Regions from separate parts of the Homo sapiens genome. Here region 1 is linked to region 2. Evidence: read pairs that join two places in POLR2A ChIA-PET (ENCODE). Cell type or tissue: PC-3. All regions are shown on one strand. Links, peaks and the distances in the headings refer to the core of each region. The heading gives the core; the rest is flanking DNA. Region 1 overlaps CERT1 (ceramide transporter 1). Region 2 overlaps POLK (DNA polymerase kappa).

Evidence for each region. Peaks named below come from ENCODE experiments on the same cell type or tissue, not always from the same donor. Only the 100,000 strongest peaks of a DNase experiment are listed, where the experiment ranks them.
Region 1: POLR2A ChIA-PET joins it to region 2 with 12 read pairs; 2 of 35 experiments call an interaction of 5 or more read pairs at or near these places.

Annotation. Positions count from the first base shown.
Region 1 is chr5:75,453,756-75,462,100 of GRCh38, forward strand. It overlaps CERT1 (ceramide transporter 1), which reads right to left. Exons shown (of 17, transcript NM_001379029.1): 3 at 5,310-5,426. Among named protein-coding and RNA genes, the nearest start is that of CERT1, 54 kb to the right of the region's middle. In PC-3, for the core only: no CTCF peak of the experiment used is centred there; no DNase peak of the experiment used is centred there.
Region 2 is chr5:75,563,084-75,571,428 of GRCh38, forward strand. It overlaps POLK (DNA polymerase kappa), which reads left to right. Exons shown (of 15, transcript NM_016218.6): 4 at 6,257-6,409. Among named protein-coding and RNA genes, the nearest start is that of ANKDD1B, 44 kb to the right of the region's middle. RefSeq lists enhancers at 2,497-3,696, 3,651-3,870, 3,891-3,970. In PC-3, for the core only: no CTCF peak of the experiment used is centred there; DNase peaks (open chromatin) are centred at 3,098, 3,968 and 4,828; H3K4me3 peaks cover 1,862 bases; H3K27ac peaks cover 3,198 bases.

The DNA of each region.
Region 1 (8,345 bases), core at 155-8,154, 110 kb before region 2:
TATCACCATTATTATTGTTTAGAAGTCCTGTAAAATAAAACTCATTTTGTTTGCACGCGTGTATGTATGTGAGAGAGAGAGAGAGAGAGCACGAGTGGAGGGTGCGTGAATGTGCATGTGTGAAACAGATCAATACAAAGAATTTATAATCAGCATAAGGGTCTTCTGGGAAGGATGGAAAAGAAACCCCCGACCTCTTCCTCCAGATGTTGAAAATAACTAAAACCTTCCAGGTAAGCCCTAACAAAAGCCCATCCAATGGCATCAGAACAGAAAAATACAGGTCTACTAATGGCAAGTGGTGCACTGATGAAGTAACTGTGAAATGAACTGAATAAGCTGGAATTATGGGTGCCCAGGCTAACCGCAAAGTATAATACTATTGTTTTATCATGGATAGGTTATTTTGTTGCTTATTTTTGTTAAGGTGTGGGGGTGCTGAGGGTATGGTAACACATACCGTAAACTATCATTATTTTCCTCCTTTCAATAACTTACCAAGGCCACTTAGCTAGTATTAGTTGGTGCTAATGCAGTTTTTGCATTGTTGAAATTTGCCGTTTGATATTGGATTACATTCTTAAATAAATGTGGTTATATTATACATTATTTTAATGTGCATTTCTTGCTTTGTTTTTTGCTAATGACTTATTACTTGCTGTTTATATCTATTTTAGACTACAAAAATGATGTCAGACAAAAAGCAAATAAAGCAAATTCAAAAGATTTTCTTATTTGAGTGCAAAATGGGTCATAAAGCAGCAGAGACAACCTGCAACATCAACAATGCATTTGGCCCAGGAACTGCTAACGAACATACAGTGCGGTGGTGTTTCAAGAAGTTTGCAAAGGAGATGAGAGCCTTCAAGATGAGAAGAGTAGTGGCTGGCCATCTGAAGTTGACAACGACCAACTAAGACCAATCATGGAAGCTGATCCTCTTACAACTACACAAGAAGTTGCCGAAGAACTCAATGTCGACCATTCTACAGTTGTTTGGGATTTGAAGCAAATTGGAAAGGTGAAAAAACTCAATTAAGTGGATGCCTCATGAGCTGAGTGAAAATTTTAAAAATCGCAAGTTTTGAAGTGTCATCTTCTCTTATTCTACACAACAATAAAGAACCATTTCTTGATCGGATTGTGACATGTGACGAAAAGTGGATTTTATACAGCAACTGGTGACGACCAGCTCAGTGGCTGGACCAAGAAGAAGTTCCAAAGCACTTCCCAAAGCCAAACTTGCACCAAAAAAAGGTCATGGTCACTGTTTGGTGGTCTGCTGCCGGTCTGAACCACTACAGCTTTCTGAATCCCGGTGAAACCATTACATCTGAAAAGTATGTTCAGCAAATAGATGCGATGCAATGCCTACAGCCAGCACTGGTCAACAGAAAGGGCCCAATTCTTCTTCACAATGTCTTGACTGCACATTGCACAACCAATGTTTCAAAAGTTGAACAAACTGGGCTACAAAGTTTTGCCTCATCCGCCATATTCACCTGACCTCTTGCCAACTGACTACCACTTCTTCAAGCATCTTGACAACTTTTTGCAGGGAAAATGCTTCCACAACCAGCAGGATGCAGAAAATGCTTTCCAAGAGTTTGTAGAATCCCGAAGCACAGATTTTTATGCTACAGGAATAAACAAACTTATTTCTTATTGGTAAAAATGTGTTGATTGTAATGGTTCCTATTTTGATTAATAAAGATGTGTTTGAGCCTAGTTAAAATGATTTAAAAAATCATGGTCCAAAATCACAGTTACTTTTGCACTAGTCTAATACATAGTAGTGCCAGGATTCAAATCCACATTTGCCAGACTCTGGAGTCTGAAATCCGCTACTGAAACAGTTACCAATATAATATACTGTCCTGTTTGACAATCCACGGGCGAAAAGAAAAATGAGTTCATATTTATCTTGCATAGGTATAGTAGGAGAACTCAGATTATACACCACAATTTGCAGGAGGTTAGCTCATGGGAATTGTTCATAAACAGTCCGTTTACTAATGGTAACAGACAGACAAGAGAATTAACACAAAATTGAATACTCAGAAATCACAAACTAAAAGACAGTACAGTCTCAGGCAAATTACTTAATTTTAATCTAAACCTGTTTCCTCTTCTGCAAAATACTACTTTATTTTTCAGGATAGTAGGGAGAAAATAAAACACATAAAGCACTTAATACAATGATTAGTACTTGGTGATCCTCAATAAGTGTTAGCTCCTATCATTATCATCATTATGCCTGTACAGTTTTATATAGAGGATCAAGACGATAATGCATACTTAAATAGTAAAATTACTAAACTTAGCTTCCACAATCAATATTCCTTAATGATACTGAAGAATGAATCAAGAAACATCTCACTAGCCCTGGTCTATGGGAGGAAAAAAAACAATGACAACATTTGAAATTTCTCCTTCTTACATGTTAAATAACTCAACAATTTACTTTTAGAATTCATATTCTAAATATGAATTCACTTAAATATTCACTGATAGGCTGCTCAGTTGGCATACATCACATATTTTACTTTAGTACATTAAATAATATTAACAACAATTAACAATGATTTCTCCTAGTCTACAAATAAACTATCTTTAAAAATAAGAAAGGGTGGCTGGCTGCAGAGGCTGACACCTGTAATCCCAGCATTTTGGGAAGCTGGCATGGGCAGATCACTTGAGTTCAGGGGTTCAAGATCAGCCTGGGCAACATGGCGAAACCGTGTCTCTACCAAAAATACAAAAAATTAATTAGCCAGGCACGGTGGTGCATGCCTGTAGTCCCAGCTACTTGGGAGGCTAAGGTGAGAGGATCGTTTGAACCGAGGAGGCAGAGGCTGAAGTGAGCCGAGATCACACTCCATGCTGGGTGACAAAGTGACCTCATCTCAAAAAAAAAAAAAAAAAAAAAAAGAAAGGGCAAACTTGTACAATGCATCACAACCCTGCAGTTGAGTATTTTTTTCAGGAACTAAAAATCACTCAAAATTTGTTATCTCAGCTTAAGTCCCACTGCTCTGAGAGAGACCCAAAGATTAAATCTATCCATTGTTCAAAGATGTAAAGAAATCAACACTAAAGGAGAAATATATACTTCGTGCATTAATCTTCACTAAAGGAAGAAAACACAAAACGGGAACCTTGCAAAGGAACTGTCATTGGACTTAACAGAGAAAAGTGAGCAAAATAAAATATGTTTAATTAAAACAGAAAAAAACTTGCCCTGTAATAAAAATCAACTGATTAAGCCCTTAAAGGTCATCTCCATTAAAAATATAGAAATTAATTCTACTTAATAACATCTTTAATCACTAGTGAGACGGCTGGCCCTGATTAAATAACATGAAACAGGCTGTTCTCCTTATATGCACATTTAGCTTCTCTCACCTAACGTAAAACTCTTCATCCAGAAACAAGATGGTATAATTTAGTGAATTTAGTTGAGACTCCAAGTCTCTTGCTTTTCCTATATGCCATAAATGGGGAAATACATCAGTCATTCTGGTAAGTAACTTTGCATATTATCTCATTTATGTCTTACTACTACTTTGAGCAGAAGTACCAACATGGCAGCTGAGAATAAACACTAAGAAGAGGTTAATTAACACAGCCAAGCTCACATATGTCATACATGGCAGAGGCTGCATGCATGGCCTGGCTCCAGAGCATTGAGATTTTTTGAATAGTAGCTCATTTCTCTTTTAAATAATAGAAAAACAATAATTTTTTTCCATATTTAGACTTTTCTGAAGTAACATTACCAAGATAACTAAGACTTAGAAAATGTTTTAAAAACTTAACACTAAAGTTTAAATATATAGTCCTAAAGCTAAAACAAAGAAAAAAAAGAAAGGTAACATAGTCAATTTTATTTAGGCTGGGAGAAATCTTAAATCAATAAACCAAGAAAGAAAAGCTAATACGATTGATAAAGAAGTATGCAATTGTGAAATCTCAGGTGAGACTGGTTTTTCTTGGGTGTGTGGGTGTAGGGGTGTGTGTGTGTGTTTTGTGCTTGTTAAAAATACCCAAAACAGTGCCTGAGATTTCACAATCGCATACTTCTTTATCAATCGTGTTAGCTTTTCTTTCTCAAGCCAGACTGGTTTTTCTTGGGTGTATGGGTATAGGCGCGCGTGTGTGTGTGTGTGTGGTGTGTGTGTGTGTGTTTTGTGCCTGTTAAAAATGTGTGTGTGTGTGTGTGTGTGGTATGTGTGTGTGTGTTTTGTGCCTGTTAGAAATAACCAAAACAGGTGTTTCAACTACAACTTTGTGAAACTCAAACGAACAAGTATAGGCAAGTACGTAAACAAGCAAAACTTCTCTTAAGTCATACTCAAGAATGACATGGTGGATTTAGAACGTTCTCTGTTTTATCATGGTATTACTGAATTAGCTAATAATACAGATTTATTAATGTATTTCTTTAGTCTACTTAATATTTATTAACAGAAGTCAAAGACTAGCTTAAATTATATGAATGTACCTTATATATTTATATAAAAAAGACTTTCTATAGGTTTATCATTAGATAGCCTCACATTTACAAAGAATAACTGATTTACAAATGTTCGTACTAAGAATTTACCCAAAAAGTTATAACAAAAATCAACATTGAAACTTTTATAAGTTGGGGTTTTATAATCCAATGTTATTTCAAAAATCCTTTTATTTAGATCATTAAAAAGGTATTTATTATGAAGCAAAACCTAAATAAAAAATCGAAATGTGTTTTATGAAAAAGGGTATATTTTTGATGTAGTTAACAATGAAAAATATTTATCTTTTTTTTTTTTGAGATGGAGTCTTGCTCTGTTGCCCAGGCTGGAGTGCAGTAGCCCAATCTTGGCTTACCGCAACCTCTGCCTCCCGGATTCAAGCGGTTCTACTGCCTCAGCCTCCTGAGTAGGTGGGATTACAGGTGCTCACCACTAAGCACGGCTAATTTTTGTATTTTTAGTAGAAAAGGGATTTCACCATGCTGGCCAGGCTGGTATTGCTCCTGACCTCAGCTGATCCACCTGCCTCGGCCTCCCAAAGTGCTGGGAATACAGGCGTGAGCCACCATGCCCAGCCGAGTAATATTTATCATAGCAAATACCCTTAGTACAACTAAAGTGTTAAAAATAAAAATTATTTCAAAAATTTACATATGAACTGCTTTAATCTTTATCATCCAAATAATGTTCAATGTTTCAGTAACTAATGTCACATGTCAACTTTTTTTTTAAGGTATTGTCAACAATCTCTTACCTAGTCCTCCATGGACAGGTAAACATTAGGGATCTTACCTTGTGCTGTTCAATGGCATCTATCCATTGCTGTCTATGATCTGGATCCTGAGCACGAAGATACCAAACACTATCATTTACACTAATATCAAATCGACATTCATCAAAATCGTGAGGCTGTGGAGAAAAAGTAGAAAATGAAAAGCAAAGCTAATTATATCCTTAGAAGTGTTACACCCCAAAGCCAAAACATGAACATACTCATTCTGTGCTGGTGGGAGACTTGTTACTTTTTATTTTTCTGCTCAAATAACTTGTCTGAAGATAAGAATGTACAAAGGCACAGTTACCAAAAGCCAAATTTCACTCACTACTCTTACAAATGAGTTGTCACATATGCTACAAACATCTATTTCTAAAACAGAGCTGATATTTTTCATCAAATGCTTTGAGTTAACTAGTGAGAACACCACCAAAAGGATAACTTTTATTTTTATTTATTTTTGAGGTGAGGGTCTTGCTCTATTGCCCAGGTTGGAGTGCAATGGCATGAACACAGCCTCACTCCAGCCTTGAACTCCTGGGTTCAGGTGATCCTCATGCCTCCCAACTGGGACTACTGGCACATACCACCATGCCCTGCTAATTTTTAAAATTTTTTAAAAATGTAGGCTTGCTGGCTGGGCACGGTGGCTCATGCATGTAATCCCAGCACTTTGGAAGGCCAAGGCAGGTGGGTCACGAGGTCAGGAGTTCAAGACCAGCCTGGCCAAGATGGTGAAATCCTGTCTCTACTAAAAATACAAAAATCAGCTGGGCGTGGTGGTGGGCACCTGTAATCCCAGCTACTTGGGAGGCTGAGGCAGAGAATTGCTTAAACCCGGGAGGCCGAGGTTTCAGTGAGCCGAGATTGCGCCACTGCTCTCCAGCCTGGGTGACAGAGTGAGTCCTCCGTCTCAAAAAAAAAAAAAAAAAAAAAAAAAAAGATGGAGCCTTGCTATGTTGCCCAGGCTGGTCTCGAACTCCTGGCCTTAAACAATCCTCCCACCTTGGCCTCTCATGTTGCTGGGGTTACAGGCACAAGCTATTGTGCCGAGCTAAAAGCATATATATTTTTTAAGGCCAAAATAAGTTTTAGAGTAGACATTTACTACTTTTTTCTTACTCCATTATTCAAAAGTAAATGCCCATTAATAATTTTATTTCATTAAATATTCTTGATATCTCATTTATCAAATCTTATGAAATTTAACAAAGCAAGATAAAAATGTTAACATTTCCCTTTAAGTATCTAAAATTAACTTCTAGGCTTTTACATGTCTTTGATAGTAACAACCAGGAGCACTTCCAGCTAAAGGAAAAAAATAAAATGAATATTACATAAGATCTACATGAGCTATCTAGAGAAAACTCCGCATTAAGGTGTAAACATTTAGTGAAAATGTCAACTTTTTGATTCAGTGCTCTTGACTCAAGAATATAAAAAATGAATGTTTTACATCCTTGTTTTTAATCTCAATAAATGAATTAAAATATGACAGGAATACATCACATTTACCACCTCTTTTTCCACCAGATACAGTAGAGAGAGTCAATCAATATCCTCTCCTAAAAAGATTCTTAACCTTGGAGGGAAAAGAATCCGCTCTGGGCAACACGACAGTGAACTTATTTGCTTAACACAATTTACATCCTGTACTCCTCCCAGGGTTTATTGTTTATTCTCTCCCTCCCTTAACAACATCCACCTTTTATCTCATCAGTTTATTTAGCAAACACAATATAAACTAACTCTACCATTTTCTTTAGGCTATGAAACAACTTAAGATAAGAAATCATGGTTCTGACTGATTAAAGGATTCAAGTTAAATTTCCTGAATCAGTATGTGCTGGACAATAATAAACCTACAAATGAGAAGTAGAGTGTGCTAGAAAGAAGCAAAAGGGAAAAACAATGCATATCCTGCTTCAGTAATTATAAATACAGAAAGACATAAGCGATAACGTCCAACATTCATAAATAATGATCATAAATTTAACTGAATTATAAATATCCAGGCATGTTAAGAATCAAGTCTAATTACTGAGAATAGCTTCTTGGAGGAAATGAAACATATGCTATGTAAAGCAGGAGTCCCCAGACTCTAGGTCACAAACCCGTGCCAGTCCATGGGCTGTTAGTAACTGGGCCGCACAGCAGGCAGTAAGCAGCAGGCAAGCAAGCATTACCACCTGAGCTCTGCCTCCTGTCAGATCAGCAGCGGCATTAGATCCTCATAGGAGCACAAACCCTACAACGAACTGTGTATACAAAGGATCTAGGTTGTTCGCTCCTTATGAGAATCTAATGGTTGATGATCTGAGGTGGAAGAGTTTCATCCCAAAGCCATCCCCCGTCACCCACTACATGGAAAAATTGTCTTTCATGAAACTGGTCCCTGGTGCCAAAAAGATTGGGAAATGCTAATCTAAAGAACCAAATAAAGTAAAGCAGATGATCAGTCTATTGCTGTAAGTAGCCCAGGAGTTTTAAACTTTTACTCCATGATAATTCCCATTATATTTCCAGCCAGTATTTCTTAAAATGTTTTACATTTTGTAATGTGTTAAATATACTTATTAAAGTTTTAGAAAAATAAAAGAACATATAGCTCATAATTCACCATTTTCTCTGGCAAACACCTTCTTATGCAGACAAGGGAGCCATTTCTACCATCTATGATCTGGAGCATAGGTGGCACAGAAGAGAAAAGCATGAATTGTAAGTGGTATAGAAAGTCTGTGAATAACACAAAAGTTTTACATCTCAACAAAGTGAAAAAAAAAAAAAAAACGAGAGAAGATGAGTCTACAGGGCAAAGGAAATGACAGATTTGGTTAAGAGGATGTATTATGCAATAAAGCTCACATCACTATATTACACACACATATGTGCCCCAAACTTCTAACAGATTGTTTCATTCAGTAACAATCAATCCTGTCTTTATTAAAAATTTTGATATTTTGCTCATTATACAGTAATTTAGTCCTTTTAAAAAATATTGCAATAAAATATTTATCTTGATTATTGAGTTTTTTCTTGCTTCCTTAAATTTT
Region 2 (8,345 bases), core at 283-8,282:
TGGTACCAGCTCCTCTTTGTACCTCTGGTAGAATTCAGCTGTGAATTGTTGTGTTTTTAGTAGAGGTGGGGTTTCTCCATGTTGGTCAGGCTGGTCTTGAACTCCCAACCGCAGGTGATCTGCCCGCTTCAGCCTCCCAAAGTGCTGGGATTACAGACGTGAGCCACTGTATCTGGCTGTGAATCTGTCTGGTCCTGGACTTTTTTTTGGTTGGTAGTCTGGCTAGCAGTCTGCTTATTTTGTTAATCTTTTCAAAAAAACCAGCTCCTGAACTCATTGATTTTTTTAAGGGATTTTCGTGTCTCTATCTCCTTCAGTTTTGCTCTGATCTCAGTTATTTCTTGTCTTCTGCTAGCTGTTGAATTTGTTTGCTCTTGCTTTTCTAATTATTTTAATTGTGATGTTAGGGTGTTGATTTTAGATCGTTCCTGCTTTCTCCTATGGGCATTTAGTGCTATAAATTTACCTCTAAACACTGCTTTAGCTGTGTCCCAGAGATTCTGGTACATTGTGTCTTTGTTCTCTTATTGATTTCAAAGAACTTACTTATTTCTGCCTTAATTTCATATTTATCCAGGAGTCATTCATGAGCAGGTTGTTCAGTTTCCACGTAGTTGTGCAATTTTGAGTGAGTTTCTTAATCCTGAGTTCTAATTTGATTGCGCTGTGGTCTGAGAGACTGTTATGATTTCTGTTCTTTTGCATTTGCTGAGGAGTGTTTTACTTCCAATTATGTGGTCAATTTTAGAATAATTGCGATGTGTTGCTGAGAAGAATGTATATCCTGTTGATTTGGGGTGGAAAGTTCTGTAGATGTCTATTAGGTCTGCTTGGTCCAGAGCTGAGTTCAAGTCCTGAATATCCATGTTAATTTTCTGTCTCGTTGATCTGTCTAATGTTGACAGTGGGGTGTTAAAGTCTCCCACTGTTATTGTGTGGGAGTCTAAGTCTCTTTGTAGGTCTCTAAGAACTTGCTTTATGAATCTGGGTGCTACTGCATTGGGTGCATATATGTTTAGGATAGTTAGCTCTTCTTGTTACATTGATCCCTTTACCATTATGTAATGCCCTTCTTTGTCTCTTTTCATCTTTGTTGGTTTAAAATCTGTTTTATCGGAGACTGGGATTGCAACCCCTGCTTTTTTTTCTTCTTTCTTTCTTTCTTTCTTTTCTTTCTTTCCTTTCTTTTTTGTTTGGTAAATCTTCCTCCATGTCTTTATTTTGAGCCGTTGTGTGTCTTTGCACATGGGATGGGTCTCCTGAATAGAGCACACTGATGGGTCTTGACTCTTTATCCAATTTGCCAGTCTGTGTCTTTTAATTGGGGCATTTATTTTGATCCTGTCATAATGATGCTAGCTGGTTATTTTGCCCATTAGTTGATACAGGTTCTTCAAGTGTCAGTGGTCTTTACATTTTGGTATGCTTTTGCAGTGCCTGGTACCGGTTTTTCCTTTCCATATTCAGTGCTTCCTTCAGGAGCTCTTGTAAGGCAGGCCTGGTGGTGACAGAATTCCTCAGCATTTGCTTGTCTGTAAAGGATTTTATTTCTCCTTCACTTATGAAGCTTAATTTAGCTGGATATGAAATTCTGGGTTGAAAATTCTTTAAGAATGTTGAATGTTGGCCCCCACTCTGTTCTGGCTTGTAGGGTTTCTGCAGAGAGATCTGCCGTTATTCTGATGGACTTCCCTTTGTAACCTGACCTTTCTCTCTGGCTGCCCTTAACATTTTTTCCTTCATTTCAACCTTGGTGAATCTGATGATTATGTGTCTTGGGGTTGCTCTTCTCGAGGAGTATCTTGTGTTTTTCTTTGTATTTCCTGAATTTGAGTGTTGGCGTTTCTTGCTAGGTTGGGGAAGTTCTCCTGGATAATATCCTGAAGAGTGTTTTCCAACTTGGTTCCATTCTTCTTGTCAGTTTTAGTTTCACCAATCAAATGTAGGTTTGGTCTTTTCACATAGTCCCATATTTCTAAGAGGCTTTGTTTGTTCCTTTTATTCTTTTTTCTCTAACCTTGTCTTCATGTTTTATTTCATTAAGTTGATCTTCAGTCTCTGATATCCTTTCTTCCGCTTGATCAATTCAGCTATTGATACTTGTGTATGCTTCCCGAAGTTCTTGTGCTGTGTTTTTCAGCTCCATCAGGTCATTTATGTTCTTCTCTAAACTGGTTATTCTAGTTAGCAGTTCCTGTAACCTTTTATCAAGGTTCTTAGCTTCCTTGTGTTGGGTTAGAATATGCTCCTTTAGCTCGGAGGACTTTGTTATTACCCACCTTCTGAAGCCTACTTCTGTCAATTTGTCAAACTCATTCTCCATCCAGTTTTGTTCCCTTGCTGGCATGAAGTTGGGATTCTTTGGAGGAACAGAGGTGTTCTGTTATTTGGAATTTTCAGCCTTTTTGCACTGTTTTTTCCTCATCTTTGTGGATTTATCTACCTTTAGTGTTTGATTTTGGTAACCTTTGAATGGCGTTTTTGCGTGGTTATCCTCTTTGTTGATGTTGATGCTGTTGCTTTCTGTTTGTTATTTTTCCTTCTAGCAGGACCCTCTTCTGAAGTTCTGCTGGAGTTTGCTGGAGGTCTACTCCAGACCCTGTTTGCCTGGGTATCACCAGTGGAGGCTGCAGAACAGCAAAGATTGCTGCCTGTTCCTTCCTCTGGAAGCTTCATCCCAGAGGGGCACCATCAGATGCCAGCTGGAGCTCTCCTGTATGAGGTGTCTGTCAACCCCTGCCATCAGGAGGCATTGGGGTCAGGCACCCACTTGAGGAGGCAGTCTGTTCCTTAGCAGAGCTTGAGCGCTGTGCTGGGCGATCCGCTGCTCTCTTCAGAGCCAGCAGGCAGGAATGTTTAAGTCTGCTGAAGCTGTGCCCACAACTGCCCCTTTCCCCTGGTGCTCTGTCCTAGGGAGATGGGAGTTTTATCAATAAGCCCCTGACTGGGGTTGTGGCCTTTCTTTCAGAGATGCCCTGCCCAGAGAGGAGGAATCTAGGAAGGCAGTCTGGCTACAGTGGCCTTGCCAAGCTGTGGTGGGTTCCACCCAGTTCGAACTTCCCACTGGGTTTGTTTACACTGTGAGGGGAAAACCACCTACTCAGGCCTCAGTAATGGATGACGCACCTCCCTTCACCAAGCTGGAGTGTCCCAGGTCAACTTCAGACTGCTCTGCCAGCAGCGAGAATTTCAAGCCAGTGGATCTTAGCTTGCTGGGCTCCGTGGGCGTGGGATCCGCTGAGCCAGACCACTCAGCTCCCTGGCTTCAGCCCCGTTTCCCAGGGAATGAACGGTTCTGTCTCTCTGGCGTTCAGGCACCACTGGGGTATGAAAAAAAACTCCTGCAGCTAGCTCAGTGTCTGCCCAAATGGCCGCCCAGTTTTGTGCTTGAAACCCAGGGCCCTGGTTGTGTAGGCACCCCGTGAAATCTCCTGGTCTCCAGGTTGTGAAGACAGTGGGAAAAGCGTAATATCTAGGCTGGATAGCACCATCCCTCACCAACGGCACAGTCCCTCACGGCTTCCCTTGGCTAGGGGAGGGAGTTCCCAGACCCCTTGTGCTTCCCAGGTGAGGTGACACCCCACCCTGCTTCTCCTAGCCTTTCGTGGCCTGCACCCACTTTCTAATCAGTCCCAGTGAGGTGAGCCGGGTACCTCAGTTGGAAATGCAGAAATCACCTGCCTTCTGCCTTGGTCTCACTGGGAGCTGCAGCCATCTTACCCGGGAATCCCCGAAGCCGTTATTCTTAACGAGTGTGACACACACCAGTTTTGAGCAGTAGCAAAAGGAACAACGTGCATGTTGGAGACTCAGATCAGAACTTGAAAGTCATTGGAAAATGGAAGAAAGGACAATATGAATGGGGATTTCAGTTGAAGAAACTTTTAAAAGCAGTAGTGGCATGCATCTGGTTGATGTAGAAAGAAAAGAGTTCAGACAAGGGTGACTAATGAGAGATAGTAAAGGAAAGTGGAATGTATGAGTCATGCAGTGGAGAGGTTTCCTTTTGGCAACTACACTTGCTTTAAGCACAAAAAAAGAGAATAGCTTGCTGAAGACATTATTATAGCATTAATATATGAGTCTGAGGAGAATTTTTTCCCATTTGACTTGCTTTCTATTTATTATCTTTTTCTTTTCTAGATGATTCCATGTCCAAGTATTTCAGATGCCACTTTCTTATTCTCATTTGACTGTTATTTCTTAGGTATATTTTCTGGATTAAAATAGAGTAGTTTTTAGTTTACATTTGTTTTTGTTAATCTCCATAATTTGTTTATATGTGGTCATGGTGCTATTCTCTGGTTCAGAATTGAGGTACTAAAAGAAGTAGGTTTTAATTAGCATGTTAAATTTTGGTAATATTGAAAGGTTCCATTTATTAGGTATGGGATTTTACTGTAAGAAGTTAGCCTTCTTCAAGATTTTTCTACTAGTACTCCTTTCACTTTTTAAACCAACTTTAATATACTGCTATAAATTCATTATTTTTCTCCTTCTAGTCTCCCCTCCCCGTCTCTCTTGTGAGAAAATAATTTGAAATCAGATAAGGTCTTTCTCCTGAAGGAACTGACAATTTAGTATCTAATACAGTAAGTGCCATGCAAGAGCAGGAAAGCAAGGAACATTAAATTCTGTGGCACAGAGGACAGACATTCCATTAAGATACGAAGAGATATTTCAGCTGATCCTTGAAGGCTTGTGACAGAGCTTGGAAAGGCACTCTAGACAGAGGAACAGCCTGAGGAAGGCATAGAGCAACCCAGGTCATTCAGTGAGCTGTAGCCTAAACAAGGGGAAGCCTCCTACAGATTTCACTGTACCTCCTGTAGACAAACATGAGTCAGGGTGATTGCTTCTAAAAGAGGAGTTATAGTTTTAACCTGCGACTAGTGGGCAGCTAGTGTCACAGTAAGACTAAGAAGGAAGGACATAAAAAAAATTCTGCAGAGTGGAGGCAAAGCTGGAGTACAACATGAGGGAAAAAGCCACATATACACCTATAGCTCTCCACCTTTGAGAAAACTTGCTAGAGGGAACTCCACGTTCCATAGATGACCCCACTTGCTCATTGCTGGCTGTTTTTCTCTCAGTTTTTAATGTTTTATTATGCAGCTATCCATTGATCCTTTTAGTAATAGATGTATTTATTGAACTTGTGCCATGTACCAGGTACTGTTCTATGTTCTGTATATTTTCCAGCTTATTTAATAGCTTTCTTATGATTTTTACTTTAATGGTCTTGGTAACTTCCCTATGTTGCATAGATCACAACTATTACACAGCCACCTCCAGCTGCAGGGTAAGCTGGGAAAGTGAGTATTTAGCCTTTCTTGCCTTGATAGTGGAGGCCGGCCACAAAAATGGAAGTTAGAAATGAGTATGTCTGCTGCAAAATCACTTTTCTTACTTGCTTCCTTTGTTTATTTCTACCCCCTTTCATTTCTTTCTCGTTGTAAAACTAAGTTGTTAGTTTTCTCTGAAGAAACTAAAATTCTTTAAAGATTAAGAATCTTCACTATTGTATTTGACATATATATTAAAGTTCATGAAGAATAAATTACAGCTTGGGTTTTAAATTTTACTTGTATAGATTAACATCAAATTTTAACATTATAAAAGCAATTCTACAGAGGAACATTTACATTATGCTACAGTATCTTCAGTTGTACCTTCCTGTTCAGCATAAACATCATATGCCAAAGAGGTACTATATTTTGTTGTATATTTCCTTTGTTGCTTTTTTAAGACATTATTATTATGAATCAAATGTCAGTTGTTTATTTTACTTACATTGAAGCTTTTAGTTATAGTGAGTTGGACTCCAAATTTATAAAGCAGTAGAATCATTTGATAAAAGCAGTTGGATTAGATCATTCATTCATTAAATATTAAGTTCCTGTTATGTGCCTAAGGGTATGGAGAGATGAAAGGGTTAGTAGGGAATTATATTTGAGGATAGGCTGTCTCTATGAAAATAAAAGCAATTACCAATTTTAATTTAAAAAACAATACAATATACATAGATAAACACTTATAAACAATAATAAAATATAAACCCATAAACACCCATGAACAACAAAATACACACCCATAAGTAAGTGGATGGGTGGATGGATGAATGGATGGATGGATGGATGAATGGGTGTGTGGACAGAGACTGATAGACACTTAATAAATTAAGATTAATGTTGTGGTTAATGGTGTTTCAATATTATGTTGTCTAAAAGTATGTTAACTTTTTTAAAAAATTAAGGTTGACAGATTTGCAATGGAATTAGAACAAAGCCGAAATTTGAGCAATACCATAGTGCACATTGACATGGATGCTTTCTATGCAGCTGTAGAAATGAGGGACAATCCAGAATTGAAGGATAAACCCATTGCTGTAGGATCAATGAGTATGCTGGTAAGTAAAGATCAAATACAAAAAGGAAATTTTATAACGTACTCAAGTAAGCTTTACTGTTTCATGAAGGGGGAATTCTTTATTGAGGTCTACCAGTTTGCTGAGTATTTTTCTGGGTGCCTTATATATGACTCAATTACTGAATCCTTTCAACATACTTTAAGGCAGGGGACCCCAACCCCCAGTTCACAGATTGGTATTGGTCCATGGTCTGTTAGGAACTGGGCCTCACAACAGGAGGTGAGCGTCAGGCAAGCAAACGAAGCTTCGTCTGTATTTACAACCACTTCCCATCACTTGCAGTATGCCCGAGCTCTGTCAGATCAGTTGTGGCATTAGATTCTCATAGGAGTGCAAACTCTATTGTGAACTGCACATGTGAGGGATCCAGGTTACATACTCATTATGAGAATCAAATGCCTGATGATCTATCACTGTCTCCCATCACCCCCAGATGGGATTCTCTAATTGCAGGAAAACAAGCTTAGGGCTCCCATTGATTCTACATTATGGTGAGTTGTGTAATTATTTCATTATATATTACAATGTAATTATAATAGGAATAAAGTGCACAATAAATGTGACGTGCTTGAATCATCTCAAAACTATCACCCCACCAGTCCGTGGAAAAATTGTCTTCCACGAAACCAGTCTCTGGTGCCAAAAAGGTTAGGAACTGCTGCTTTAAGGTACTAGTTTTTATTTCCATTTGGCAAAAAAGAAAACTCAGAGAGATGTTTAATAACTTGCCCAAAGTTACAAACCTAATAATTTCCATGGCAAATTAAATTTTTCCATAAGTAACCGTTCTAGTTAAAGAGAGTTGAAGAAGAAAGAAAAGGAAATGTTATTCTAAAGTATTAATAGAGATTTTCAAACTGATCTGCAGGCCAAATCCAGCTTTTTATTGGAACAAAGTCACACCCATTTATTTATTACTATTGTTGCACTAAAAGAGCAGAGTTCAATAATTAAGTGATCTGCAAAGCCTAAAATGATTACTATCTGGACTTCCACAGAAAAGAAAAGGTTTGCCAACCCTAGTTCTGGAATAACATACTTCGTTAATAGAGTACATTTAGAATGCAGTTAAATTGTTTTTCCCATGACTTAGAACTTTTGCTTTTCTGATTACTGAGTTGCTCTTCCTTTTTACCACTCTAACCTTAGAAGAACCAGGATAGCTATGTGTGGCTGAAAGTGTGTTGGAAATTAAAAGTAGCAACTAAAATAGATGAGATAATATTTAAAAAGTATTAGAAAAACAAGAAGAGTTCTTCCCTGTTCCTAACTCCTTCCCATGCCTTAGATAGCTACAAAACTAATTCTTACTGAGTGATTATTTTATTATAAAACTATAATCTGTTTGTTTTTTTATCTCTGCCTCTGTGAGTATGCAGGCAGCTGATAAGTCTGATTCCAAAACACTGTTTTTTGAAAGGAAACTCCCCTTTCCTACAAATCATCAATAAATATTTCAAAAAATATATTTAATTTTATTAAGATATAACACCATAAATTTATGTATGTTTATGTATGTGTATACATACAAACTTGCTGTAGCCATGTTAAAGCTAAACCAACTGCTTTTGAAATCTACAAAATATTTTCTTTCCTACAATTTCTGTCCTCCTAAAAATCAGTTATTGTTTCTAAATTCAAAATTATTGTTATATTTAAACAAAGATTACCCCTTTTGTATGTTGAACAAATAGTTTTCCCTTCTACTAAGCATAACTTTTTGTCCTATTAAACATATGAAAGTATATCTACAAATTAATGGGAGTGATTGTTTGATTATTCCCACTGATAAAATTCTTTTTTGGCGAATTTGATGGATTTTTGAAATGTTCTAACTTGGCACTGAGAGTTGCAACTGAGATCCTACAGCAGTTACCTATTGCTGCATAACAGCCTCCCCCAGTATTTAGTGGAC